Linked DNA regions of Homo sapiens: region 2 is linked to region 1. A link is a loop called in an ENCODE intact Hi-C map of the cell type or tissue named here. Cell type or tissue: CD4-positive, alpha-beta T cell. All regions are shown on one strand. Each heading gives the region's core, and the rest is flanking DNA. Links, peaks and the distances in the headings are about the cores only.

The links. Hi-C counts contacts between places; a loop is a spot of excess contacts. Peaks named below come from ENCODE experiments on the same cell type or tissue, not always from the same donor. Only the 100,000 strongest peaks of a DNase experiment are listed, where the experiment ranks them.
Region 2: a loop joins it to region 1, with 3 times the contacts of the local background. A loop is called at or near these places in 19 of 110 quality-filtered maps.

The regions. Positions count from the first base shown.
Region 1 is chrX:76,167,018-76,182,314 of GRCh38, forward strand. PBDC1 (polysaccharide biosynthesis domain containing 1) reads left to right here and starts at 6,045. Exons shown (of 6, transcript NM_016500.5): 1 at 6,045-6,151; 2 at 6,568-6,633; 3 at 7,873-7,932; 4 at 8,456-8,596; 5 at 9,864-9,975; 6 at 10,599-11,297. The coding sequence starts at 6,122. The coding sequence ends at 10,891. RefSeq lists enhancers at 6,057-6,914, 6,128-6,427. In CD4-positive, alpha-beta T cell, for the core only: no CTCF peak of the experiment used is centred there; DNase peaks (open chromatin) are centred at 6,024 and 6,614; H3K4me3 peaks cover 2,027 bases; H3K27ac peaks cover 2,386 bases.
Region 2 is chrX:76,245,646-76,260,942 of GRCh38, forward strand. It overlaps the pseudogene LOC100533728. Among named protein-coding and RNA genes, the nearest start is that of PBDC1, 80 kb to the left of the region's middle. In CD4-positive, alpha-beta T cell, for the core only: a CTCF peak has its summit at 8,031 (motif pointing left); a DNase peak (open chromatin) is centred at 7,986.

The sequences.
Region 1 (15,297 bases), core at 2,323-10,322:
AAATGCCGAGAGGGGTTTATGGAGACTAGTGAATGTAAAAGGGAGGGACATTGATGGCATCCGTGTCATGATGGCCACTGCACCTCAAGACAACAAGATCTTCAGGGATTTGTGAGTCCTCATGTCATAAGGGATGCAATACATTGTGTCATCTCCTGTAACAACTGTGTCAGGTTGGCCAGAATGGCATCTCAAAGAACTATTGTACTTACTCCTGACCACAAAACAGTCCGGGGACAGGATCACCATTCTCACATGTAACAGTTTCAGCAAGATGGCACAAACAACTTATTTTACTTGCTCCCCATTACATTTTGTTAACCAGGTTTTCTCCTCTCATGGAATACTCTATCACAATATTTCTGACTACAGCCCCAGGGTTTTTTTTTTTTTTTTTTTTTTTGCTTCCAGCTTTTGGTAACAGGTTTCTAAGCCAACCAAGTTTGCTTTCCTGTCTGTAGTCTAATAGCCAAACAGACCATAAGAATCATGTCCCTGAAGAGTGTCTACATGGCCTATTTTGCTACTCAATTCATGTTCAGTAACTCATTGAGCTCATTATCCCAGGTATGGCTAGTTTATACCTAGTTCATACATCAATTTAGGCTAGAAGCCATACCTGGTATTAACTCTTTGTTACTTTTTGAGACATACTTCACCACATATTGTAATGTAATTATTACAACTGTTTCATGGATGCTTGAAAATAATGCATAGTATATAATTGTTGGGTTTAGGGCTGTGTACTCATGAAATCAAGTATTTTTATTATGTTGTTTGAAACTTCTAAATTCTTATTAAATTATTGGCTGTTTGAGCTATCAATTGCTGAGAGACGTGTTAAAATATATCTTTTAATGACTTTGCTTATTTCTGCTTGTACTTTTTTCAATTTTTGCTTTATATATCTTGAAGCTGTATTACTACAAGGTGTCTGGGACAAGACTTAATCTGGGAAGGCATCCCGAGGTCACCGTTGCACTTTCTCCTGACCATAGAACATATCCTGTTAACATGATTAATAGAGATGTCCTCTTTAACATCCTGCTTTCACATTAAGCAGCCTTATACGAGGATATGAGTCATCTCCTGTAATTATCATGAACCACACCTGTCACAAGAAACACCTTTATTATCCAGATTTTATATTTTTATAGCAAACTAACTTACATGATTTCTCACTGTAGCCCTATTTGTCCTCCCAGCTTTTAATGACCAGCTTCGACATTTTTCAAATTGCCTTTCTCATATAGTCTGACAGCCACCAAGACCATGTAATCCATTTTCTTAGGTAGTATGTACATGGTTTAACCAACTGCAAATAGCAGTACTCATCTAACTACCTTGCTACTGACAAACTCATGTTTGATAACTCACTGCCTTCCTCTACCCTGTCTCCTACCAATTATAATTTTTACCTTCTCCACACTCCTTGGATACCTTGTGTTATAGATGCCTTAGCCTTTTAATCAGGATTAGTGATGCCTTTTGGTTCCACTGATGGCATATTCCCATTACCCGTCTAGGAAGCTAAAGAACAACTCATTGGAGTCCTTCCAAAAAAATAGAGGAAATCATACCAGTGGATTTCCATCCCCAGTTTTCTTACTCAACACCAAAAGGTCTTTTCTTGATGTAGTTTTTTTTTTTATTTTTATTTTTTATTTTTATTTTTGGAGACGGAGTCTCGCTCTGTCACCAGGCTGGAGTGCAGTGGTGCGATCTTGGCTCACTGCAACCTCCACCTTCCCGGATCAAGCGATTCTCCTGCCACAGCCTCCTGAGTAGCTGGGACTACAGGTGTGTGCCACCACGCCCGGCTAATTTTTTTTATTATTAGTAGAGATGGGCTTTCACCATGTTGGCCAGGATGGTCTCAATCTATTGATCTCGTGATCCACCTGCCTCGGCCTCCCAAAGTGCTGGGATTACAAGCCTGAGCCACTGTGCCTGGCCTGATATAGCTCTTAAAGTCCACCAACCCTCCCTTTTTATTTCCTGCCTTTTGTTCTTGACTGATTCCTCTCTCCTTTGTTTTAACAGCCAACTATTTTGAGTCTATCCGAAATAAGGTAAAGGCAAACACATATTCTGATAACTTTGCCTAGGCTGGTTTCCTTGCCTGGCAATATGAAAAGCTCCAGGTGACAGTTTTATCTCCTGCTGTTTTGTGATACAGAAGCAGTTGGCTTTTGCAATATTGGGAGGAGTCAATTCCTGGTCTCTACAAGTATCTAAGTCTGAGTGGTTGAGTAGTGAGTATTTATCTTATTTTATAGTTATGTATGTATATATGTATCTATGTATTTATTTGAGGTAGAATCTTGATCTGTCACCCAGGTTAGAGTGTAGTGGCACGGTCGTGGCTCACTGTAGCTAGCCTTGGCCTCCCAGCCTCGAGCAACCCTCCTGCCTCAGCCTCCCTAATAGCTGAGACTACAGGTATGTGCCAACACTCCAGGCTAATTTAAAACTTTTCTTTTGTAGAAATGGAGTTTCACCATATTGCCCAGACTTGTCTCAATCTTCTGGAGTCAAGCAAACCGCCTGCCTCAGCCTCCGAAACTGCCGAGGTTACTGGTTTGAGCCACCACATCCAGCCTAGTTACCTTATTTAAAACAATAAAAAATAACCCTAAAAAACAAAGTATTCACATATTACACATTTTAATGGGTTTTTAAATTGAAAGGCAGGCTAGGCGTGGTGGCTCACACTTGTTATCCCAGCACTTTGGGAGGCCGAGGTGGGTGGATCATTTGAGGTCAAGAGTTCGAGACCAGCCTGGTCAACATGGTGAAACCTCGTCTCTACTAAAAATAAAAAAAAAAAATAGCCCAGCTATTACAGGTGGTGCGCACCTGTAATCCCACCTATTCGGGAGGCTGAGGCAGGATAATCACTTGAACCTGGGAGGCAGAGGTTGCAGTGAGCTGAGATCGTGCCACTGCACTCCAGCCTGGATGACAAAGTGAGACTGTCTCAAAAATAAATAAATAAATAAATAAATAAATAAATAAATAAATAAATAAATTTAAAGGCAATGAATTTCCTCAAAATATTAGATAAAGCAAATTACTCAAATGCTTCCTCAAGTAAAAGACCAGTTGGGTCTCTTGGATTTATTCTTGTCTATTTATTATGAACCAATTTGGCCATCAACTTGAGTCTATACCTCTATGCTACTCTACTGACCTCCTGGTAATGCCCCTGCATTTACTAACATTCGGCATACATGTGGATGATTTATCTTACATTCAGAGTTCTGTATTACATGGAGACTGCTGCCTTTGAAAAACCATGTCCTCCAGCTTTAGTAGTTCCCTAAAAACTTCCCTCCATCTCCCTGTTTGATTGGTTCTTCCACTCCCCTGAGTTGCTATTCAGAGCAAGCAACTTGTTAAAGACAAGACTTTAACATATTCCCTCTTGTGCTGAGCTGCCCTCTTACACTTTATGGAGAAAACAGAAGGTGTCTGGAGGGAACACCACAATTTCCTACTTTTGCTATCTCTCTTCATTCATGAAGTTTCTCTGGAGATAGAGCTAGCACATCCTCCAGGACGGTATTTTGCATAAGGCCAGTTACTCTGTACTCTTAAGTTTCTCTAAACTGAAAATAATTTTTGAAGTGCCTGGGTTTCCTAAAACATTAAAAATAAGACCCATTAACCATATGATTAATTATATGATCCAGTGATCCCAATTCTGGGTAAATATCCAAAAAAATGAAAGCAAGTTCTCACAGTGATATTTGTACACTCATGTTCATAGCAGCATTATTCACAATAGCCAGAAGGTGAAAGCAACCCAAGTGTTTATCGATGAATAAATGGATAAACAAGATGTTGTATTTACATACAACGGATTTTTTTTTTTTTTGAGACAGAATCTCACTCTGTTGCCCAGGCTGGAGTGCAGTGGCGCGATCTCGGCTCAGTGCAACCTCTGCCTTCCAGGTTCAAGCAATTATCCTGTCTCAACCTCCCAAGTAGCTGGGATTACAGGCACCCGCCACCATGCCTGGCTAATTTTTTTGTATTTTTAGTACAGACAGGCTTTCACCGTGTTAGCCAGGCTGGTTTCATACTCCTGATCTCAAGTGATCCGCCTACTTCAGCCTCCCAAAGTGTTAGTATTACAGGCATGAGTCACCGCACCCGGCGTTAATGGAATATTATTCAGCTTTAAAAATGTAGGAAATCCGGTCATATGCTACAACGTGGATGAAAGTTGAGGACATTATTCAGTCCCCAAAAGAAAAATACTGTATAACTCCAGTTATAAGCAGTGTCTAACATAGTTAAATTCATAGAAACAGAAAATAGAATGGTGGCTACCAGGGGCCAAAAGGAGAGGAAAGTGGAGAATCGTTCTTTAATGCATACAGAGTTTCAGTTTTGCAAGATGAAAAAGTTCTGGAGATCTGTCACACAACAATGTAAATATACTTAACACTACCTAAGTGTACACTTAAAAATGATTAAAATGGTAAATTTTTATATTATCTGATCTTTACCCCGATTTTTTTTTTAAAGTCCCTAGACCTCATGTTTCTTTCTAGCTGCACCTGTTTTGGAAGAACTTTCCATGATCACTAACATCTCTTCTTTATCTCCCACTCCCTCTTCAACCCACTACCATCTGACTTCTGCCCTTGTTCAGGTTGTCAATGACCATTCCACTAAACCTGCTCTTGCTAAGGTTGTCAACCTCCCTATATTTTTATGCTTAGTATACTCAACTGAGAGTACTGGGGTCTGCTCACCACTTATTTCTAGAAGCTCTTACATCCTTTGGTTTCTGTGAGGCTCTGCCTTGTTCTTTGACAGACAATCGACAACTTTTTTTTTTTGCTGCCTTTTTTCCTTCATAAATGCTTGACCTGCTGCTTTTTATGTCTTTACAGTACTTTAGAGATTTCTTATGAAAGCTCAACTAAACCTGAAGTACCAACTATCAAATTTATCTCTGATCAGATCTCCCTCTGCCTGGTCAATTCTATCTGAATGACCCATAGGCTCTTATAACTTAACTTCTCAAATTAAACTCATCATTTCTCCTCTGTGTTCCCTTGCTCAACGATATTTATGCCCAAATCCTATTCTGAAATCTGGGAGTCATACTAGAATCCAAATTCCCCTTTATCCTCTACATGAAATTAGTCAAAAAGTTCTATTGATTCTAAGCCCCATTAATTCTCAAAATTCATCTCAACTGCCACTGCTTTAGTTTAGATTTTCATCACCCACTGCCTTCAAACTGGTGTCTCTGTCTCCAATTTTGTCTTCCTCAAATTAATCTTCTATGTTGTGTTAGAGTGATCATAAAAGTTAAATCTGACCATGAAGCTGGCCTACTTAAAAATCTTCAGTAGCTTACTGTTGCTCTAAGGGTAAACTCTCTACTCTTTAACATTCAGCATACCAAAGGCCCTGTGCTCCCTCAAATGATTATAGATGACTCCACTTTGGATTCAGCTATACTGCTTTTGTAATTCCCAGCAAGGTGCCACTAATGGCTTTGTTTGTGCTATTCCCTCTGCCTGGACTGTCTTTCCCTGTCTGCTTGGCTAAGCTCCCCTTCATGATTCAGCTTAGGTATCCCCCATTCATGCTCCCACATCATCCGATGCTATGCTGTGAGCACTACTGTATCCGGTCCCTCACTATATCTAGTTGTTCCAAGGCAGGGACTAAATTCTTCATTCCTGCACTCTGCGCCCTAGCACCATGCATTTTCGTGAATCACTCCCTGGTTTGGGGTACTGGTGTGTATGTGTATGCGCATGTGCGTATATGCGCATATGAATGGAGAGTAAATTTGAATTTTTGCTGGGCACACGGCGCAGTGAAGACAAGAAAGGGGCACTATTTTAACACAACCTTTTCCCGTGATCACCACCGAAAATTACTGACGAGTCAATCACCTCAGATCTCTCAAGCAGTCCAGCCTACGCAACAGTACTCCACCTCTGCGCCTGTGCGGGGAGGGTAAGGCGGGGCCAGCAACTTCCTCAGCTGGAGGGAGAGCGCACGGTGGAGCCGCCAGTTGAGAAGGACTCTGATCCGGCTCAGCTTTCCAATCAGCTGCGGAAGGAGCCACGCTTTCGGGGGTTGCAAGATGGCGGCCACCAGTGGAACTGATGAGCCGGTGAGACGCTGTTCTGGGGTCGGGTGAGTGGGGAGGTCGAGCCAGGTGGAGCCTTTTTTTTTTCTTTTTTGAGACAAGGTGTCACTCAGTCGCCCAGGCTGGAGTGCAGTGGTGGGATCACCGCTTACTGCAGCCTCGACCTCCAGCGCTCAGATCTTCCGCCCACCTCATCCTCCCGAGGAGCTGGGACTACAGGCCCGTGCCACCACGCCCAGCTACATTTTTTGTATTTTTTGTAGAGACGGGGTTTCGCCATGTTGCCCAGGCTGGTCTCAAACTCCTGGGCTCAGGCGATCCGCCCGCCTCGGCCTCCCAAAGTGCTGGGATTACAGGCACGAGTCACTGCGACTGGCCTTGGGGGGAGCCACCGCGCCCGGCCTTGGGGGGAGCCTTGAACTCTTTTTCCTCCTTTCTAGGTTTCCGGGGAGTTGGTGTCTGTGGCACATGCGCTTTCTCTCCCAGCAGAGTCGTATGGCAACGATGTGAGTATGACTCACCCACAGCTCCCACCCACTCAGCTAGCCTGGGATCTCTGCAGGACCTGCCTGCCACTAAGTTATAACTTCACGTCCTGATAATCTACTGCAGACCCTCTCCACTTACACCAGAAACTGCACCTTCGTTCAGTTCGTTTTAATCTTGGTCCACAAACGCAGGACTAACGCCTGTGGAAGTGGTTCCCCAAGTTGGCCACGCTTTAGAATTACTGGGGAGCTTTTAAACATCCCGCTGCCTAGATTGCAGTTCATACCACCTAAATCAGAATGTCTGGGTAATGAGAGCCAAGAATCAGTATTTTTAAAGGGTCTCTGAGGGATTCCATTGTGCAGCTTATGGTGTGTCTGGTTTAGAAAATTACTGAGAAAGTATATGAGGTATTTTCCAAAACAAGACAAGAGGATGTGAGAATAGTAAAAACACCCAAATAAGAGTGTGATACATATAATGAGTGGGTCAGGCCATAAGATCCAAATAATTTAGCTGAAGGAGAAATCCCTAAGGGGCCAAGGCAGTGGAAGACTTGACTGAGGAAATGGAGCTTTACCTGTATCCTCAAAGTGTAGGTGGACAAAGGACATGGATTGGCACGTGGGAAAAGTGCATGGTCTAAGGCATGGAGGTAACAAATGCAAATGGCTTTTTCTGGAGTCAGTGAAATAGCTCGGTCTCGTTGGAATGGGAGATTCCAGTGGAACCTCCAGTGGGGTGCTTGGTAAGACTTATTATAACCTTGACCTGTTTCATGTGCTAATTCATTTCTAGGTGTTACAGTATGGGGAATTGGCTGTTTGGTAAACAAAAATGATTATGACATGCTTCAGTCTTAAAAGTGAAAAGTAATTTTCATTTTGATTCTTTGTTCTCCCAACAACTCAGTGGAATTGATGGGTATATTATTTCAGTTTTACAATGATTTAACTCAATCCTGAGAAGGTGATTTATCTCCTGCTTTATTTAGTCTCCCAGCTTTCACTAGCAGCTGGGAAAAGATAGCCGGTGGCTCATTGTGTTCATTATACTGTGTAGGTAGCTTTTTTTGGTTGTCATACAGACAAAATAATTATTGTCCAAATTTATTACTCCAGTTTTTATCATTTGACAGTAACATCAAGTTTGGTAGCCCTCTTGAGCATTAACTAGACATCCACATACTTCCTTAATTTGCTATTCAGTAGTAGGATGGGGAGATTTATGACCTGGCATTCTTCACTCCTTTGCAGCCTGACATTGAGATGGCTTGGGCCATGAGAGCAATGCAGCATGCTGAAGTCTATTACAAGGTGAGTTGTCTTTCTTCATCATTAAGCAGAATTAAACATGTAATTATAGTGTATGATGCTCTGCTTATCACTATTCTCAGCAAGTTAAACAGTTGTGTTTTGGAGATCGTTTTTATTAATGTAAGTTCTTACCCACAGACAACAGAGGAGCGAAGGCAAATTTGTTTCTACAATGAGTTCTGCTGCTTTGCCCAGCGTTATAATGCTAACTGACAAAAGGGCGTCTGGCCCATACATAGTAGGCACTTAATAAATGTTTGTTGAATGAATGAACAATCCACGGAGGGCAATAGCCAGGCAGTACTGTGGTTAAGTAAGCCAACTGCCAAATTGGTGGAAGGGATTGTAATAATATATTATGGCCTTAAACTGTGTCATGATTTCATCTAGGATGTAGACTGTCGACACTTCCTGAAGAGATCTTCTGCCCTGAGAACCATAAAGGTTTTCTGGTGGGGATGGGGAAGATAGAAGTATAGTAAATTACAGACTAGCATCTGTATGTTGTCTTACTGTTTCGCAGCTGATTTCATCAGTTGACCCACAGTTCCTGAAACTCACCAAAGTAGATGACCAAATTTACTCTGAGTTCCGGAAAAATTTTGAGACCCTTAGGATAGATGTGTTGGACCCAGAAGAACTCAAGTCAGAATCAGCCAAAGAGGTAAAAATTCTCTTTCTTAAATATTACTTAGCATTTAACCAACAATTTTTGATTGCGAATGTTTTTTTACATTTAAGCTCTTTTTTTGTTTGAGAAAAATATGTAAAGAACCAGAACTTCTTTTCTAGTTGTAATCAACTAAGTTAGGAAATGAATGTTTTTCCAGTTTATGGACTTTTCATGTTGTTGAGTCTATTTTTTTCTCCTTTTTGTCTTGGACATTTTAAATCTCCACCCATCAGCCCTTTCAGAGGAGGATGGATCAGTTTATTTAGGTAGTATAGCCAGAAGGCTTGGATGGGGAGTGGCAAATAGGGTATAGGAAGGTGTTTTGATTCTCTGGATTTAAGTTCATGTGATTACAGGCCATGGGTAACTGGAAAACTTTTGTTTTTCATTGCTTATGTGATTATCCTATACTTTGATAGGAAACTAACACATTTACAGTTAGGAAAAAAATGTTTTCCTTGAGAGTAAACCCTTGGCTAATGAAGAATCTAAAGTTTTTGTTTGTTTGTTTGTTTTGTTTTGTTTTTTGTTTTTTGGTTTTTTTTTTTTGATACAGGGTCTCACTCTGTTGCCCAGGCTGGAGTGCGGTGGTGCCATCTCAGCTCACTGCAACCTCCGCCTCTCAAGCTCAAACAGTCCTCCTGCTTCAGCCTCCCTAGTAGGTGGGACTGCAGGTGCATGCTACCATGCCCAGCTAATATTTTGTATTTTTGGTAGAGACAGGGTTTCACCATGTTGACCAGGCTGGTCTTAAACTCCTGAGCTCAAGCGATCCGCCCGCCTCGGTCTTTCAAAGTGCTGGGATTGCAGGCGTGAGCCACCACACCCAGCCAAGAAACTACACTTTTAACTCCTAGCAGGCAGTTAGTGATCTTTGTCTTTGGAAAACTGTCACTACTGAATGGACTTCTTTATTAAAATCATTTGTGTTTTAGTGGGGATAGATGACCATTTTGGGCTGAACTGACCAATAACTTCAAAACAAAACAATTGACTTAAGAAATAATATTTTAATTCTGCAGTAAAGGATTTATATATTTTTCAGAGTAAAATATTGTTCATCTTGGGAAATGGCAGTCTAAAGACACAATAGGTAGCACAGAAACGCATTGCTAGTTTCACTGTGAAACCAACAATCACCTCAATCCCAGTCTCACTATGATTATTTTCCTTACTGGGAAAATGGAAGTCCCTCTCCTGGCCTTAGTACGTCAGCCTCTTGCATTTGTCAGCTAAAGCATCGTTTTTGCCTTTATAGAAGTGGAGGCCATTCTGCTTGAAGTTTAATGGGATTGTTGAAGACTTCAACTATGGTACTTTGCTGCGACTAGATTGTTCTCAGGGCTACACTGAGGAAAACACCATCTTTGGTGAGTTTCTTCCCTCTGGAATTGTTTCTGTGTAAGGAGACTGAACAGTCTGGCTTTACTGATGAATCAGTGATGTGTATAGTTAGGTCACCTTATCTTGTTTCATCTTTAAAGATCTTGTTGCTATTTTTATGTAACTTGAAGATAGTTAAGTATTTTCAATCTCATTAATATGAGATTGGAATTAAAGATCTCTGAAGTTTATGACTATACTGGAATGGTTTGCATGTTATTTCAATTTTGTCAGTAGATTTCCAGCATATTTAGGGAACAGGCCAGGCACAGTGTCTCATGCCTTGTAATACCAGCACTTTGGGAGGCTGACATGGGAGGATCACTTGAGCTGAGGATTTTGAGACCAGCCTGGGCAACATAGGGAGACCCCATCTCTACAAAAATGTTTAAAAAATTAGCCAGGTATAGTGGTGAGTGTTTGTAGTTCCAGCTATTCAGGAGATTGAGGCAGGAGGATTGCTTGAACCAGGGAAATTGAGGCTGCAGTAAGCTGTGATTGTGCCACTGCAGTCCAGCCCTGGTCATCAGAGTGAGACCCTGTCTCAAAAAAAAGAGATTTAGGGAATAAGCTGAGAGTAGGATGATAATCAATTCTGTTCACTTTTCAGCCCCCAGGATACAATTCTTTGCCATTGAAATTGCTCGGAACCGGGAAGGCTATAACAAAGCTGTTTATATCAGTGTTCAGGACAAAGAAGGAGAGAAAGGAGTCAACAATGGAGGAGAAAAAAGAGCTGACAGTGGAGAAGAAGAGAACACCAAGAATGGAGGAGAGAAAGGAGCTGATAGTGGAGAAGAAAAAGAGGAAGGAATCAACAGAGAAGACAAAACTGACAAAGGAGGAGAAAAAGGGAAAGAAGCTGACAAAGAAATCAACAAAAGTGGTGAAAAAGCTATGTAAGGTATACAGGGAACAGCACTCTAGAAGCTATGACTCAATTGAGACTACAAGTACCACGGTGCTACTTGCACAGACCCCTTTGGTTAAATGTAAATTCTTGTACAATTGAAGGATACGCAGAAGGACATCTTTCTAGTCTAACAGTCAGGAGCTGCTCTGGTCATTCCCTTGTATGAACTGGTCTAAAGACTGTTAGTGGGGTGTTAGTTGATTTTTCCTGGTATACTGTTTCTTGGCTGACACTACTGGTCAAGTAAGAAATTTGTAAATAAATTTCTTTTGGTTCTTATTATCTATATCTGTGACTGACTTTAAAAAGGTATTTGACACTTGAAATTTTTTTCAAATATGTAATCTCATCACCATGTCTTATATAAGATAATTTACTCCTGTTTCTTACTGCTTCTCACTGTTTCCTGTAGTGAAGTTCTCTAAACTTGTTAAGTTATACCTGGTGTTGGGATTAGAAGTCCTTACATAAGAATTGACTCTTAATCTCTGAGTGACTATAACTCCCTGATTTCTTTGCTATATATGACAAAATATTTGATAAATAGCAGCAACCTGAACCTGTCAAACTAGTGAATGCAGCCCAGTTCATATTAGAAGAGCAAGAGACTGGACATGCTTCAGTATTTGCTTTTCTTTTGGTAGCCAGAATGTTACCTGAAAGCTAGCAAAAAAAAAAAAAAAAAAAAGGGAAAACCAGACAGAGTAGCTACCCCCTTTTTTTTTTTTTTGGAGATGGAGTCTTACTCTGACTCCCAGGCTGGAGTGTAGTGGCACAATCTTGGCTCACTGCAACCTTGGCCTCCTGGGTTCAAGTGATTCTCCTGCCTCAGCCTCCCAAGTAGCTGGGACTACAGGTGCGTGCCACCATGCCCAGCTAATTTTTTGTATTTTTAGTAGAGACGGGGATTCTGTGAAGAAAGTCAATGGTAGCTTGATGGGGATAGCATTATATCTATAAATTACTTTGGGCAGTATGGCCATTTTCACTATATTGATTTTTTTCTCTCCATGAGCATGGAATGTTTTTCCATCTGTTTGTGTCCTCTCTTATTTCCTAGAGCAGTGGTTTGTAGTTTTCCTTGAAGAGGTCCTTCACATCCCTTGTAAGTTGTATTCCTAGGTATTTTATTCTCTTTGTAGCAATTATGAATGGGAGTTCACTCATGATTTGGCTCTGTTTGTCTATTTTTGGTTTATTGGTGATTTTTGCACATTGATTTTATATCCTGAGACTTTGCTGAAGTTGCTTATCAGCTTAAGGAGATTTTGGGCTGAGACGATGGGGTTTTCTAAATATACAATCATGTCATCTGCAAACAGAGACAATTTGACTTCCTCTCTTCCTATTTGAAAACGTTTTATTTCTTTCTCTTGGCTGATTGCCCTGACCAGAACTTCCAATACTACATTGAATAGGAATGGTGAGAGAGGGCATCCTGGTCTTGTGCCGATTTCCAAAGGGGATGCTTCCAGCTTTTGCCCATTCAGTATGATATTGGCTGTCGGATTATCATAAATAGCTCATTATTTTGAGATACGTTCCATCAATACCTAGTTTATTGAGAGTTTTTAGCATGAAGGGGTGTTGAATTTTATGGAAGGCCTTTTCTGCATCTAATGAGATAATCATGTGTTTTTTGTCATTGGTTCTGTTTATGTGATGGATTATGTTTATTGATTTGCATATGTTGAACCAGCCTTGCAACCACAGGATGAAGCTGACTTGATCGTGGTGGATAAGCTTTTTGATGTGCTGCTGTATTCGGTGTGCCAGTATTTTATTGAGGATTTTCCTATTGATGTTCTTCAGGAATATTGGCCTAAAATTATCTTTTTTTTGTTGTGTCTCTGCCAGGCTTTGGTATCAGGATGATGTTGGCCTCATAAAATGAGTTAGGGAGGAGTCCCTCTTTTTCTATTGATTGGAATAGTTTCAGAAGGAATGGTACCAGCTCTTCCTTGTACCTCTTGTAGAATCTGGCTGTGAATCCGTCTGGTCCTTGACTTTTTTTTTGGTTGGTAGGCTATTAATTACTGCCTCAATTTCAGACCTTGTTATTGGTCTATTCAGGGATTCGACTTCTTCCTGGTTTAGACTTGGGAGGGTGTATGGGTCCAGGAACTTATCCATTTCTTCTAAGTTTTCTAGTTTATTTGCATAGAGGTCTTTTTAGTATTCTCTGATGGTAGTTTGTATTTCTGTGGGATCAGTGGTGATATCCCCTTTATCATTTTTCATTGTGTCTATTTGATTCTCTTTTCTTCTTTATTAGCCTGGCTAGCAGTCTATCTATTTTTTTGATCTTTTCAAAAAACAGCTCCTGGATTCATTGATTTTTTGAAGGGGTTTTTGTGTCTCTGTCACCTTCAGTTCTGCTCTGATCTTAGTTATTTCTTATCTTTAGTTAACTTTTGAATTTGTTTCTCTTGCTTCTCTAGTTCTTTTAATTGTGATGTTAGGGTGTCGATTTTAGATATATCCTGCTTTTTCTTGTGGGCATTTAGTGCTATAAATTTCCCTCTAAATACTGTTTTGGCTGTGTCCCAGGGATTCTGGTATGTTGTGTCTTTTTTCTCATTGGTTTCATAGAACATCTTTATTTCTGCCTTCTTTTCGTTATTTTCCCAGTAGGCATTCAATAGCAGGTTGTTCAGTTTCCATGTAATTGTGCAGTTTTGAGTAAGTTTCTTAATCCTACTTTCTAATTTGATTGCACTGTGGTCTGAGAGACTGTTTGTTATGATTTCCATTCTTTTGCATTTGTTGAGGAGTTTTTACTTCCAATTATGTGGTCAATTTTAGAATAAGTGTGATGTGGTTCTGAGAAGAATATATATTCTGTTGATTTGTGGTGGAGAGTTCTGTAGATGTCTACTAGGTCTGCTTGTTCCAGAGCTGCATTCAAGCCGTGAATATCCTTGTTAATTTTCTGTCTCATTTATCTTTCTAATATTGACAGTGGGCTGTTAGTCTACCACTATTATTGTGTGGGAGTCTAAGTCTCTTTGTAGTTCTCTATGAATTTGCTTCATGAATCTGGGTGCTCCTTATTGGGTGCATATCTATTTAGGATAGCTAGTTCTTTTTGTTGCATTGATCCCTTTACCATTATGTAATACCCTTCTTTGTCTCTTTTGGTCTTTGTTGGTTTAAAGTCTGTTTTATCAGAGACTAGGATTGGAACCCCTGCTTTCTTCTGCTTTCCATTTGCTTGGTAAATATTTCTCCATCCCTTTATTTTGAGCCTATGTGTGTCCTTGCACGTGAGATGGGTCTCCTGAATACAGTACACTGATGGGTCTTGACTCTATCCAATTTGCCAGTCTTTGTCTTTTAATTGGGGCATTTAGCCCATTTACATTTAAGGTTCATATTTTTAATGTGTGAATTTGATTCTGTCATTATGATATTAGCTGGTTATTTTGCCTGTTAGTTGATGCAGTTTCTTCATAGTGTTGATGGTCTTTACAATTTGGTATGTTTTTGCAGTGACTAGTACCGGTTGATCCTTTCCTTGTTTAGTGCTTCCTTCAGGAGCTCTTGTAAGGCAGGCCTGGTGGTGACAAAATCTCTCAGCATTTGCTTGACTGTAGAAGATTTCATTTCTTCTTCGCTTATGAAGCTTAGTTTGGCTGGATATGAAATTCTGGGTTGAAAATTCTTTTAAGAATGTTGAATATTACCCTCCACTCTCTTCTGGCTTGTAGCATTTCTGCATAGAGATCCGGTGTTAATCTGATGGGTTTCCCTTCGTGGGTAACCCGACCTTTCTCTCTGGCTGCCCTTCACATTTTTTCCTTCATTTCAACCTTGGTGAACCTGACGATTATGTGTCTTGGAGTTGCTCTTCTCGAGGAGTATCTTAGTGGTGTTCTCTGTATTTCCTGAATTTGATTGTTGACCTCTCTTGCTATTTTGGGAAAGTTCTTCTGGATAATACCCTGAAGAATGTTTTCCAACTTGGTGCCATTTTCCCCGTCACTTTCAGGTACACCAATCAATCATAGGTTTGGTCTTTTCACATAATCCCATATTTCTTGGAGGCTTTGTTTACTTCTTTTCATTCTTTTTTCTCTCATCTTGTCTTCACACTGTATTTCATTACATTGATCTTCATTCTCTGATAGCCTTTCTTATGCTTGATCGATTTGACTATTGATCCTTGTGTATGCTTCACGAAGTTCTCATGCTGTGTTTTTTAGCTCCATCAGGTCATTTATGTTCTTCCCTAAACTGGTTATTCTAGTTAGCCATTCTTCTAACCTTTTTTCAAGATTCTTAGCTTCCTTGAACTGGGTTAGAACATGCTTCTTTAGCTCAGAGGAGTTTCTTATTACCCACCCTCTGAAGCGTACTTCTGTCAGTTTGTCAAACTCATTCTCCACCTAGTTTT
Region 2 (15,297 bases), core at 4,009-12,008, 80 kb after region 1:
AATAAGATGGGAGTGATTTGTTTTCTAGTGCTTTACTCTCTAGTGGTCTCCTTTTCTTAAGCTAAGGACTAAAAAGAAGTTTGAACAAGAAGTCCCATTTCCTCTAGTAATAACTGTGAGAGGAATCTTTATTGAGCTTAGCTTCACAGATTCCTGCCCACCATGATTTGTTGCATGGAGTGCAATACACTTTCTCATGTTTCAGAAAAGGCCTGCTGTTTATCTAAAAAGTAAAACATGAGGTGTTGGCTAACAGGTTAGCAGGGTTCTTGTGTTTGGGATTGGGTGAAGCCCTAGTAGAGGATGCTAAATAGAATGTCTTTGTGAGTGTCTAATAAGAACATGATTACACCTCACAGGATGCTAATATATGCAGGTTTGGGCTCCTAATAATCTGTCACAATAACCAAAGCAATAGGAATACAAATATAATAGCAAATACCAACCAGTGTTGTAGCAGGACACTGATCAAAATCTGACTCTTTGACTCTATATAAGTGAATTCAGAGCTTCGTTGGAGCTCAGGGAAGAAGGAAGAAAATCCTGAGTTGTTTTAAACGAGAAATGACTGAGAAAACACTAAAATTGATTTATTGAACTGAAGTTGATTTTATTAAGTTTTTAGCCCATGGCTGATATGGGTACTTTAAGTTGAGTTATGTAAAAATACAAATGCTTTCTACTGAGGAATTTAAGGTTTAACCTTTCAGAAATTTATTGTTTAAGAAAATGTTCTAATTAACAGTATTGCTTTTGCTGCTTATCCTGGGTGCTGTCATACATATTTTTCCCTTTGTGCTAACTTAGCACAGTTATCATCCGCTCATGTTTTAGATAGACACTTTATATAGATTCTGGTTAAGGTCCCCAGATTAACTCCTACGAGCACCCAGTTGTACAAAGAAAATATAACTTTTCATTTTCGGCAAAGTGGCCACATTTTATTTTAGAGTCCCAGTTTTCCTCTGGGGAAGATAAAGTGGGGAGAGTAACTGTGAATAATGGCTTCTCAGCCTTTTCTCAGAAGTGTTCCTTATTGTTTCACTGGTCAATTCAAAGTTAAACTCCCTAGTTATATCTGTTTTCCCCTTACTCTCTTCCAGAATCTTGTCTCAATATATGAGAAGGCTTATTATTATTTAAGGTTCTCAACATTTTTATGCATTTATTTAAATTGACAGATTAATTTGTATGTATTTATTATGTGCAGCATGACATTTAAGTATATACATATACTGTAAAATGGTTAAATCCAGGCAATCGACAAATGCATCACCTCACATAGTCAAAATTTTTGTGGTGAGATCCCTTAACATTCAATTCTTGTGTGTTTTTTAAAAATACAATATATCATCACCACTATAGTGACCACGTTGCACAGTAGATCTCTTGAACTTATTTCTTTTATGTAACTATAGCTACGCATTCTTTGGCCACCATCTCTCAAATTCCCACTCCCTGCTAAATACCCCTGCCTTTGGTAACCACCATTCTACTCTCAACTTTTTAAGATTCCACATATGAATAAGATCATGTAGTATTTTTCTTTCTGTATTTGGCTTATTTGATTTAAGATAATGCCCTCCAGTTCATCCACATTGTCGCAAATAACAGGATTGCCATCGTCTTTATGGATGCATAGTATTCTATTGTGTAGTTTTTAAATTTGTGTTTCAGATTGTTCACTGTTGGACTATAGAAATGCTACTGATTTTTGTAAATTAGTTTTGTATCCTCTAACTTAACTGAAATTATCAGTCCTAATAGTTTTTTGTTGAGTCTTTAGGTTTTTTCAAATATAAGATTATATCTTTTGCAAATAAGGAAAATATGACTCCTTTCCTTTCAATTTGGATACCTTTCATTTCATTCTCTTGTCTGATTTTGCAGCTTGAACTTTCAATACTATTTTGAATAACAGTGGTGCAAGTGGGCATCCTTGTGTTCCAGATCTTAGAGGAAAGGCTTTCAGTTTTTCCCCATTCAGGATAACACTAACTGTGGGTCTGTCATATATGCCTTTTATTACGTTGAAGTATATTCCTTCTATACCAAGTTTTTTTAGGGTTTTTATTATAAAAGGGCATTTGATTTTATCAAATGGTTTTTCAGCATCAATTAAAATGATCATATGGTTTTATCCTTCATTTGATATGATGTATTACATTGATTTGCATATGTTGAACCGTTCTGACATCCTGAGAATAAATCCCTCTTCCCAGTGATAATCTAACTAACGTATTTTGAATTCCACTTGCTCATATTTTGTTGAAGATTTTTGCATCAATATTCATCAGTGATATTGGCCTGTAATTTCCTTTATTCCATGTGTCTTTGGTTTTTGTATCAGGATAACATTGGCTTATAGAATGAGTTTGGAAGTATTCTCTCCTCTATTTCTTGGAATGGTTTGAGTACAATTGGTATTAGTTCTTTAAATGTTTGGTAGAATTCAGCAGTTAAGTCATTTGGTCCTGGGCTTCTCTTTACTCAAAAACTTATTATTATGGCTTCGATCTTGTTACTTGTTGTTGGTCTTTTCAGGTTTTGGATTTCTTTCTTGTTCAATCTAGGTATGTTGTATGTGTCTAGAAATTTGTCAATTTCTTCTAGGTTTTCAAATTTATTGGCTTATAGTAGCCACTAATGATTGGTTCATAGTAGCCACTAGTGATTTTTGAATTTCTGCAGTATCTGCTGTAATGTCTCCTTTTTCATGTCTGATTTTATTTACTTGGATCTTCTTTCTTTTTTTCTTTGTTAATCTGGCTAAAGATTTTTCAATTTTGTTTAGCTTTTTAAAAAAACAAACTTTTTGTTTCATTGATGTTTTGTATTTTTTCATTTAATTTTATTTATTTCTGCTCTGATATTTATTATTTCTTTTCTTCTACTAACTTCATATTTTGTTTGCTCTTGCTTTTCTAGTTCTTTAAGATGTATCACTAAATTGCTACTTTGAAGTTTTTCTTTTTTTGATGTTGCCACTTATAGCTATAAATTTTCATCTTAATACAACTTTTGCTGTATCCCATAGATTTTGGTATGTTTTATTTCCATTATCATTTCCTTTAATAATTTTTTCATTTTTTTTTCTAAATTCCCTCATTGATGCCCTGGTAATTCAGGAGCATATTGTTTAATTTTTATGTATTTTCATAGTTTTCAAAGTTGCTCTTCTTATTAATTTCTAGTTTTATTCCGTTGTGGTCAGAGAATATGCTTAATATTATTTCACTTTTTTAAAATGTTTTAAGACTTGTTTTATAACCTAACATATGGTCTATCCTTGAGAATGATTAATGTGTTGAGGCAAAGAATGTGTATTTTGTAGCCATTGCATGAAATATCTGTAAATCATTAGATCCATTTGTTCTATAGTTCAAATGAAGTCTGATATTTCTTTGTACATTTTTTTGTCTGAAAGATCTGTCCAGTGCTGAAAGTGAGGCATTGAAGTCTCTAACTATTATTGTATTATTGTATTGGACTCTATATTTCTCTTTAGCTCTAATTATATCTTGCTCGATTTTCACATATCTGGGTGCTTCAGTGTTGGGTGTGTTACCAGCGATGGGTCTGCAACTGGTGGCATTTCCACAGCAATTCCAGCCCTTGTCTTCTTAGAAAAAAGAGTTCAACTGAGAGATGGAGGCAAATTTTAAAGCAGAGGCAGAGTTTTGTTAAAAGAAGCAAAGTACATTTGGAAGATGGCCAAGAGAGGAACTTGAGAGATCAAGTGCCATGCTCAGTCTGTGGCTTGGGATTTTTATATCCTGTATTGGTTCCAGGTTTTCTTTTCTATTCCCTTGATTTATCCCTCCCTTGGGCTGGGATATTTCTTTGATTCATGAACAGTGACCTGTCATCACTTTCGAGGGGCCACATGTGCAGTGTGTTTACTGAGGTTGTGCCCATGCTCACTTGGGGCATTTCTTTTACTGATCGAGTGCCCCCAGAGGAAGGCCATATACCAGTCAAACTTGGTCATTTTGCCCCCTACTGTGCATATTTAAGACCTTATCAAGGAATTGTGGTTTGCTGGCTCCAGATATCTCCTATCCTTTGGGAACTTCTCTACCGCTTAGTGCCAGTCGTGGCCACTTATCATTTCAGAGAAACAGTTTTATGATTGCCTAACCATCATCTAATGAGTGCCTACATTTCTAGGGCCCTCACTTATTATCCTAGAAGAAGAAGTTGTATAATCACCCGGTTATCAGCCAGTGAGTGCCTGCCATTTTGGCAGGGCCCTCTCCCACTCTGCTCATATCTGTATAACTACCTACTCTAACATTCTGCCTTCAAAAGTCTGAGACCCAATTCTTTGGGATAATGGGTGAAGGTCAGTCTTCTGTAACTGCTTCTTGCTGACAGAGGGGCAGTGTTTGGCCCATGGGTCTCAGACTCTTGCTAGTTGTCAGGGAAGGGTGGCTCCATAGGCCAGCAACAGTGGTGCCCAACCAGGTTCAATGAACACAGGTAGGGTTTTGCCTCTGTCATATTCCGCTGATGGGCAATCCAGTGGTCCCCTATAGAAGGCTGACTCGTGAGTATTGAGAGGACAGTATCCTTTACTTATCCTTCACTGATGATCTTCTGGAGCTTGACAGCTTGAATGCAAGAGGAGAAAAATTGGGTTATTAGATTGAGAAGATATGGACCAAAAAGGAGCAAAAGTAATAGAATGAAAAGATGGCCTAAAAAGGGAAAAGTCCAGAAAAACCATTTCAGGTTCCTTCTTAATTTCTCATAAATTGTTCTCATAAATGGGAGGCTTGATTTTTGAGTTGTCTGATGCTGTCTTGCATTTTTCCTAATTGATTTACCCAGAAACAACATTTTTCATCTAAGGTTAAACAAATTCTTCCCTGTGCTACCATTAACATATATGGCTCTTGGCATTTCTAGAGGACCATGGCTGTGAAAGAGTCAATTTTTTCTTGCATGGCTGCTAAGGTTTTAGCCATGGCATCAATACTGTTGGCTATTTCTGTTGAGAGTTGGCTATAGGTTTAGGAGGCATGTGTGACTCCAGCAATTTCTGCTCCTGTACTGGCTCTGATGTCGAGTCCCACAAGAAGTGGAATTAATTGGATAGCCCTCCTCAACCTGGGCAAGATGGAATGCCCATGGATTGGTATTGGAAGGGAGTGATTTCCAGGAGCTATGAAGATGTCCAGGGATACATAGCATATAGTATAAGTTCCAGTTCATTCAGTGGGGAGGCATTGGTGAACTGAATGACCAACAATATGAAAGACTTCTCAGGTTTTAAGACAAATAGAGATGTCAAAACCAAATAAGGGGGTAAAAGTAGGTATAGAAAATCCTGAGGTTGCTGACTTGCTCAGATTGATGGTGGATATGGTCATGACCGCCAAGATTTGGGTGCATGAGGTGTGGCTCTGATTAGCTCCCTTGTTTCTATTCTCCCAAAAAAGAGAATTTTGAGTTTGTTCCAATAGAACCCTTTCTTCTGTAGCACTGAGATTGGCAATTTGCATACATGGGTGTAATCAGTAGGATGGAACCAGAAATTTTGAGTACTGCATGTGTTTGGGCATTCTCGACAAAACTGAGTGGATTTATCTTGCAGTGTCCCTTGAGGAAAGGTAATACTTGGAGGTTTGGGAAATACTGGTTGATGTTGGACCTGGCTGTGGGGGTATGTTTGGTAGATCTGTTGGCTAGAGTCTATGGTGATAGTGACATTATAGACTGTACTGGGAAGAGCACTTACATCCATTCCATTTTCCTTTTTGATTATGACACAAATAGGGGCTGTCCCCACTAAGGTGATATTAGTAAAGAGGGGCTCAAAAATGGGAGACTTCTCACAGGTATCAGGGAAATCTTGCTTTACTTTTGTAAGAAGCCTATTTGAAGACCTGATTATTCCTTTTAGATTACGATGCCATTGATACAAAATGTGTAGTTCTGCCTCTATTCTCATCCAATCTCTGGGCGACACAGGATAAGTTATCTCTGGTGTTTTAGAAGAAGAGCTAGTGCATAACCAGCAGTTGTTGGAGTAAGGAAATTCTGTGCTTTGAAGCAACTGTAGTGCTTTTTCCAATTAAGAAAAATCAAGATGGTACTGTGCTGCTAGTAAAGAGGTGAAAATGAGAATTAGCAGGAGTGGGCCCATGGTGCCATAATGAGATTGTGAAAAAGAGAAATTAGTAACAAATCAAGTTGTAAAGGGAATTGCCCGAAAGTAAGTTAAGGTGAAGAAAAATTAGCAACAAAGTAGTTTCTCTTGGGACTTTGGGGGGGCATACAGGTTAGGGTTAAAATAAGGTGAATAAGTGATGCTATTGCAAACAGTATTCCTAATATTGGAATTATATTACTTTGAGGTGAAAGGATCTGCGGAGGCATTGGTTATCTTTCCATCTAAAGAGGAATTTCAGATCCTTCAATTGTTCACAATGTATTCTGGAGTTGAAGTCGTTGGATTCAGTTCCAGTGTTTAAGGGCCTTTCCAATACTTCACTCAGGTGTAGTGTATCCAGCTGCTAATCTCTGTTACTTTAATGGCCGTGAGGGTAGAAATAGAAAATGCAACAGTAAAGGGTCTCTCTTTGACTGGAGTTAGTTGGGAATTTGGGGTTCTATTCTTCCAAGCTTTGAGGAGAACCAGTGAGTTTGGAGGATATAGAGGTGGAGATTTTTTCTCTTCTAATTTTGTGTTTGTTTTTAACCCATATTCCTGGAGGGCTTGATGGAGGTCTGCTAGAAAAGAGACATACTGGTTGATTTTAGCAGTTTCTTCATCTAGCAGTAAGTCAGAATACAGGAATGGCCTAACATATAAGGCCTTGAAGGGGCTTAATTGCAAAGGGGTCTGAGAGGCAACACAAATCTGAAGGAGAACTAAAGGTAAGAGGTCCACCCATGTCTGTACTGTTTCCTGACAGAGTTTATTGAGGATGTGTTTGAGGGTTTAGCTAGTTCTTTTCAGGTTCCCTGAAGATGGTGGTCTCCAGGCAAAGTGAAGGTACCCTTTTATGCCTAGGCAGAACTGACCTGCTGATTCGTTTGGGAAATTAAGGATGGACCATCGTCTATTTGCGGTGACCTAGGAAGCCTGAATTGGGGAATGAGTTCCCTTAGGAGGAATTAGCTGCCTCTTGTGTCTTTTCAGTCCTTGTGGGATAGGCCTGTACCCATCCTGTGAAGGTGTCTACACAGACCAAGAAGTACTTATGCCCGCAGCATGTGGTGAGCTGAGTATAGTGCAACTGCCAGTCCTCCCCAGGGTATGTACCTGTCCTTTGGGTTGGACTTGGGGGCTTCCCTCTTTGGGGATTACTTATGATGCACAAGTTGAAAGGTTGACAAACATGTTGAATAGTTTTGTTTATTCTCTTCCTATCTACTTGATATAGTTTGGATCTGTGTCTTAACCAAATATCATGTCAAATTGTTGCAGATGAGGCCTGGTGGGAGGTTGTTGAATTATGGGGGTGGATCCTTCATGAATTGTTTAGCATCATCCTCTTGGTGGTGTTCTTGTGAAAGGTAGCTAGCCTTTTTGTACAGCCTGTAGAAGTATGAGACAATTAAACCTCTTTTCTTTATAAATTACCCAGTCTCAGGCATTTCTTCACAGCAATGCAAGAATGGAATAATACACTACTAAACATTAATTTACATATTTGCCGTAGATTGTCCTTTTCAACGTGGCAGGAGTTGTGTGAACTCGTGATGACCTTCTACCCTTGGGAGGCCCTTGGTAGATGGAGAAGTTCCCCAAGTTTGTACCATTTATTGGTTTCTTTTTGATACCTACGTTGGGTGGTTCAATTTATTTCTTCCTGAGTGTATTGGAGAGGGGATAATTCAGTGGGGAGCAATGGGAGTAAGGCCCCAGGTAAGTATCCTTTGAGACAGCTGCCTCTTTAGTTTGGGGTTGGTCATCCTATTTTCTTGTGCAGTTTCATTGGAGCCCCTCTGGTGTCTCTCACAGGGTACTACTGCCACCTCCTGGGTCAAGTGAACAGCATCTAGTAGATCTAAGATTTGGGATCTGTACTGCCCTTGTCAACGTGATGAGTTCCACTAGTTGTGCTGAGGTCCCCACGGGACAGAGCTTTTATCTCTATGACTTGGGAAAGGGACACTATAAAGTACCCTGCATGTCTAGCTCTATTCCAGATAAAACTACTCCCATCTGAAAATCATATTTTGTTTGGATTGTCCAGAAGCTGATCCTCTAAGTCCTCCAAGCTGGCATAAATTTGGTTAAGTATTTCACAGCATAAATGTGCCAGGTTATTGTTTCCTGGTAGTGGAAGTAAGGTTGGCTGAGTTGAGGATGGAGTACCGCTAAACTGTTACCTGTGGGTTTTCTAGTAACAGGCCCTGGTACTTCAACAGTTTGTTGTCAGTGAACCATTGTGGCCCTTTTATGTTCAATAAGGGGCCTGTATGGTGTGATGGCAGGATCTGGATTAACTGTCCCATGGTGATTTTGAGGGCCTCCTAGTATAGGAGCCCTGCTGCACTCACTATCTTGAGGCAGTGTGGTCACCCTCATGCAACTGGGTCTAGGTTCGTTGAAAAGGTACCTACTGGAGATTTGATTAGCCCTATGGTTTGAATTAGGACTCCTAAGGCTACAACTTGTCTTTCAGTAACAAAAAGCTGAAATGGTTTGGTTAGTATGGGTGGTCCAAGGGCTAGAACTTGTGAGAGGGCAGTTTTTAGCTGCCTAAAAGCTTGCTCCTGATATTTTCCCCAGAAAAGCGAGTTTCTATTAGTCATTTTTTTTAAGTCTGATTAAGGACTTAACAATTCTATCATACCCCGGTATCCAAAGTCTGCAATATCCTGTGATTCCCAGAAAGGCCTGAAGTAGCTTTTGGGTGGTTGGGGTAGGTATTTTAAGGATGACCTATATTCATTCTGGGGAGAATTTAGGATCTCCACAGGTCAGGATTATCCCCAGGCATTGGACCTCTTGTCTTAGTAGTTGTGACTTGGATAGTTGGACACTTCATACCCTCTGGGTATTTAACCTCTTGTCTTAGTAGTTGTGACTTGGACACTTGGACACTTGGACACTTCATACCCTCTGCCTGCAAGGAAATTTAGTGTTTGAACTAGATGCTGGATTCCCAGCTCATTCATAGATTAATAGGTTAATAGGCTATTTACATAATCTATTATGCAGATTAACAGGTTATTTATGTAACATAGGAGAAAGGCAGTCTAGGCCACAAGGCCTGCAACTCTTAGATGAGTACTAGTACTGGACTAGGCCCAGAGAGAGTAGACTAGTGGGGCATGCAACCTACTGAGACACCAGCTGGGGCAACTAACAGAGTGCTGGCATCACCCATCCCCTGAAACTAGGCTGCAAAGCATGGGTCCAAAAGAGACCCCATTCTTCCAGTTGTAGGGAGGAGAGAAAAGAGTGGTGAGAAGTTTGTCTTGCATCTTAAATGCCAGCTAAGCCAAAGCAGCATAGGGCACTTCTCAGAGTTGTGGGGCACTGTTCCAGGCCCTAGCTTCCAGATGACATTTTAGACATGCCCGAGCCAACTTCGTACTTTATGCTCAAGATTGCTATAGCGATTTGACATCTTTTGTGATACTGTAAGAATTTTAGAATTACTTTTTCTAAATTTGTGAAAAATGTAATTGGTATTTTGATAATGATTAAATTGAATCTATAGATTGCTTTCAGTAGTATTGATATTTTAACAATATTCTTATTTTTTCTTTTTTTTGTACCTTAAGTTCTAGGGTACATGTGCACAACGTGCAGGTTTGATACATAGGTATATAGTTGCCATGTTGGTTCGCTGCACCCATCAACTCGTCATTTACATTAGGTATTTCTCCTAATGCTGTTCCTCCCCCAGCCACCCACCCCACGACAGGCCTCAGTGTGTGATGTTCCCCACCCTGTGTCCAAGTGATCTCATGATTCAATTCCCACCTATGAGTGAGAACATGTGGTGTTTCGTTTTCTGTCCTTGCGATAGTTTGCTCAGAATGATGGTTCCCAGCTTCATCCATGTCCCTGCAAAGGACATGAACCCATCCTTTTCTATGGCTGCATAGTATTCCATGGTGTATATGTGCCACATTTTCTTAATTCAGTCTATCATTGATGGACATTTGGGTTGGTTCCAAGTCTTTGCTATTGTGAATAGTGCTGCAATAAACATATGTTTGCATGTGTCTTTATAGTAGCATGACTTATAATCCTTTGGGTATATACGCAGTAATGGGATTGCTGGGTCAAATGGTAATTCTAGTTCTAAATCCTTGAGGAATCACCACACTGTCTTCCACAATGGTTGAACAAATTTACACTCCCACCAGCAGTGTAAAAGCATTCCTATTTCTCCACATCCTCTCCAGCATCTGTTGCTTCCTGACTTTTTAATGATTGCTATTCTAACTGGCGTGAGATGGTATCTCATTGTGGTTTTGATTTGCATTTCTCTGATGACCAGTGATGATGAGTATTTTCTCATGTCTGTTGGCTGCATAGATGTCTTCTTTAGAGAAGTGTCTGTTCATTTCCTTTGCTCACTTTTTGATGGGGTTGTTTGTTTTTTTTCTTGTAAATTTGTTTGAGTTCTTTGTAGATTCTGGATATTAGCCTTTTGTCAGATGGGTAGATTGCAAAAATTTTCTCTCATTTCTGTATGTTGCCTGTTCACTCTGATGGTAGTTTCTTTTGCTGTGCAGAAGCTCTTTAGTTTAATTAGATCCCATTTGTCAATTTTGTCTTTTGTTGCTCTTGCTTTTGGTGTTTTAGACATGAAGTCCTTGCCCATGCCTATGTCCTGAATGGTATTGCCTAGGTTTTCTTCTAGGGTTTTTATGGTTTTAGGTCTAACATTTAAGTCTTTAATCCATCTTGAATTAATTTTTGTATAAGGTGTAAGGAAGGGATCCAGTTTCAGCTTTCTACATATGGCTAGCCAGTTTTCCCAGCACCATTTATTAAATAGGGAATCCTTTCCCAATTTCTTGTTTTTGTCAAGTTTGTAAAAGATCCGATGGTTGTAGATGTGTGGTATTATTTCTGAGGGCTCTGCTCTGTTCCATTGGTCTATATCTCTATTTTGGTACAAGTATCATCCTGTTTTGGTTACTGTAACCTTTTAGTGTAGGTTGAAGTCAGCTAGTGTGATGCCTCCAGCTTTGTTCTTTTGGCTTAGGATTGACTTGGCAATGCAGGCTCTTTTTTGGATCCATATGAACTTTAAAGTAGTTTTTTCCAATTCTGTAAAGAAAGTCATTGGTAGCTTGATGGGGATGGCATTGAATCCATAAATTACTTTGAGCAGTATATCCATTTTCACAATATTGATTCTTCCTATCCATGAGCATGGAATGTTCTTCCATTTGTTTGTGTCCTCTTTTATTTCGTTGAGCAGTGGTTTGTAGTTCTCCTTGAAGAGGTCCTTCACATTTCTTGTAAGTTGAATTCCCAGGTATTTTATTCTCTTTGTAGCTAACGTGAATGGGAGTTCACTGATTATTTGACTCTCTGTTTGTTGGTTAATTGTGTATAGGAATGCTTGTGATTTTTGCACATTGATTTTCTATCCTGACACTTTGCTGAAGCTGCTTATCAGCTTCAATTAAGGAGATTTTGGGCTGAGACGATGGGGTTTTCTAAATATACAATCATGTCATCTGCAAACAGAGACAATTTGACTTCCTCTTTTCCTAATTGAATACCCTTTATTTCTTTCTCTTGCCTGATTGACCTGGCGAGAACTTCCAATACTATGTTCAATAGGAGTGGTGAGAGAGGGCATCATTGTCTTGTGCCAGTTTTCAAAGGGAATCCTTCCAGTTTTTGCCCATTCAGTATGATATTGGCTGTAGGTTTGTCATAAATAGCTCTTATTATTTTAAGATACGTTCCATCAAAACCTAGTTTATTGATAGTTTTTAGCATGAAGGGCTGTTGAATTTTGTTGAAGGTCTTTTCTGCATTTACTGAGATAATCATGTGGTTTTTGTCATTGGTTCTGTTTTCTGATGATTTACGTTTATTGATTTGGGTATGTTGAACCAGTATTGCATGCCAGGGATGAAGCCGACTTGATCATGGTGGATAAGTTTTTGATGTGCTGCTGGATTTGGTTTGCCAGTATTTTATTGAGGTTTTTCGCATAGATGTTCATCAGGGATACTGGTCTAAAATTCTCTTTTTTTGTTGTGTCTCTGCCAGTCTTTGGTCTCAGGATGATGCTGGCCTCATAAAATGAGTTAGGGAAGATTCCCTCTTTTTCTATTGATTGGACTAGTTTCAGAAGGAAAGCTACCAGCTCCTGTTTGTACCTTGGTAGAATTGTGCATGCTTTTTTTTGTTGGTAGGCTATTAATTATTGCCTCAATTTCAGAGCCTGTTATTTGTCTATTCAGGGATTCAACTTCTTCCTGGTTTAGTCTTGATAGGGTGTACGTGTCGAGGAATTTATCCATTTCTTCTAGATTTTCTAGTTTATTTGCATAGAGGTGTTTATAGTATTCTCTGAAGGTAGTTTGTATTTCTGTGGCATCGGTGGTGATATTCCCTTTATCATTTTTTATTGCATCTGTTTGATTCTTCTCTCTTTTCTTTTTTATTAGTCTTGCTAGCGGTCTACCAATTTTGTTGATCTTTTCAAAAAACCAGCTCCTGGATTCATTGATTTTTTGAAGAGATTTTTGTGTCTCTATCTCTTTCAGTTCTGCTCTGCTTTTAGTTATTTCTTGCCTTCTGCTAGCTTTTGAATATGTTTGCTCTTGATTCTCTAGTTCTTTTAATTTTGATGTTAGGGTGTCAATTTTAGATCTTTTCTGCTTTCTCTTGTGGCCCTTTAGTGCTATAAATTTCCCTCTACACACTGCTTTAAATGTGTCCAAGAAATTCTGGTATGTTGTGTCTTCATTCTCTTCGGTTTCAAAGAACACCTTTATTTCTGCCTTCATTTCATTATTTACCCAGTAGTTATCAGGAGCAAGTTGTTCAGTTTCCATGTAGTTGTGCAGTTTTGACTGAGTTTATTAATCCTGAGTTCTAATTTGATTGCACTGTGGTCTGGGAGACTGTTTGTTGTGATTTCTGTTCTTTTACATTTGCTGAGGAGTACTTTACTTCCAATTATGTGGTTAATTTTACAGTAAGTGTGATATGGTGCTGAGAAGAATGTATATTCTGTTGATTTGGGGTGGAGAGTTCTGTAGATGTCTATTAGGTCTGCTTGTTGCAGAGCTGAGTTCAGGTCCTGGATATCCTTGTTAACCTTCTGTCTTGTTTATCTTTCTAATGTTGACAGTGGGGTGTTAAAGTTTCCCGTTATTATTGTGTGGGAGTCTACGTCTCCTTGTAGGTCTCTAAGGACTTGCTTTATGAATCTGGGTGCTCCTGTATTGGGTGCATATATATTTAGGATAGTTAGCTCTTCCTGTTGAATTGATTTCTTTACCATTATGTAATGTCCTTCTTTGTCTCTGTTGATCTTTGTTGGTTTAACGTCTGTTTTATCAGAGACTAGGATTGCAACCCTTGCTTTATTTTTTGCTTTCCATTTGCTTGGTAGATCTTCCTCCATCCCTTTATTTTGAGCCTATGTGTGCCTTTGCAGTTGAGATGGGTCTCCTGAATACATCACACTGATGGGTCTTGACTCTTTATCCAATTTGCTAGTCTGTGTCTTTTAATTGGAACTTTTAGCCCATTTACATTTAAGGTTAATATTGTTATGTGTGAATTTGATTGTGTCATTATGATGTTCGCTGGTTATTTTGCCTGTTAATTGATGCAGTTTCTTCCTAGCATCAATGGTCTTTACAATTTGGCATGTTTTGGAGTGGCTGGTACCGGTTGTTCCTTTCTGTGTTTAGTACTTCCTTCAGGATCTCTTGTAGGGCAGGCCTGGTGGTGACAAAATCTCTCAGCATTTGCTTCTCTGTAAAGGATTTTATTTCTTCTTCACTTATGAAGCTTAGTTTGGCTGGATATGAAATTCTGGTTTGAAAATTATTTTCTTTAAGAATGTTGAATGTTGGCTTCCACTGTCTTCTTGCTTGTAGGGTTTCGGCCAATAGATCTGCTGATAGTCTGATGGGCTTCCCTTTGTGTGTAACTCGACCTTTCTCTCTGGTTGCTCTTAACACTTTTTCCTTCATTTCAACCTTGGTGTATCTGACCATTATGTGTCTTGGGGTTGCTCTTCTTGAGGAGTATCTTTATGGTGTATTAATAAACTCAGTCAAAACTGCACAACTACATGGAAACTGAACAACTTGCTCCTGATAACTACTGGGTAAATAATGAAATGAAGGCAGAAATAAAGGTGTTCTTTGAAACCAAAGAGAATGAAGACACAACGTACCAGAATTTCTTGGACACATTTAAATACAGAACACTCTGTATTTACTGAATTTGAATGTTGGCCTGCCTCGCTATGTTGGGGAAGTTCACCTGGATAATATCCTGAAGAGTGTTTTCCAACTTGGCTCCATTCTTCCCAGCACTTTCAGGTAGACCAATCAAATGTAGATTTGGTCTTTTCACTTAGTCCCATATTTCTTGGAGGCTTTGTTTGTTTACTCTTTTTTCTCTAACCTTGTCTTCTCACTTTATTTCGTTAATTTGATCTTCAATCACTGATACCCTTTCTTCCACCTGATCGAATTGGCTATTGAAGCTTGTGCATGCCTCACAAAGTTCCCATGCCATGGTTTTCAGTTCCATTAGGTCATTTAAGGTCTTCTCTACACTGGATATTCTAGTTAGCCATTCATCTAACCTTTTTTCAAGGCTTTTAGCTTCCTTGCAATGGTTTCAAACATCCTCCTTTAGCTCGCAGAAGTTTGTTATTACCGACCTTCTGAAGTCTACTTTTGTCACCTAATCAAAGTCATTCTCTGTCCAGCTTTGTTCCATTGCTGGCGAGGAGCTGCGATCTTTTGGAGGAGAACAGGCACTCTGGTTTTTAGAATTTTCAGCTTTTCTGCTCTGGTTTGTCCCCATCTTTGTGGTTTTATCTACCTTTGGTCTTTGGTGTTGGTGACCTGCAGATGGGGTTTTGGTGTAGATGACCTTTTTGTTGATGTTGATGCTATTCCTTTCTGTTTGTTAGTTTTCCTTCTAGAAGTCAGGTCCCTCAGCTGCAGGTCTGTTGGAGTTTGCTGGAGTTCCACTCCAGACCCTGTTTGCCTGGGTATCACCAGCGGAGGCTGCGGAACAGCAAATATTGCAGAATGGCAAATATTGCTACCTGATCCTTCCTCTGGAAGCTTCGTCCCAGAGTGGCAGCTGCCTAT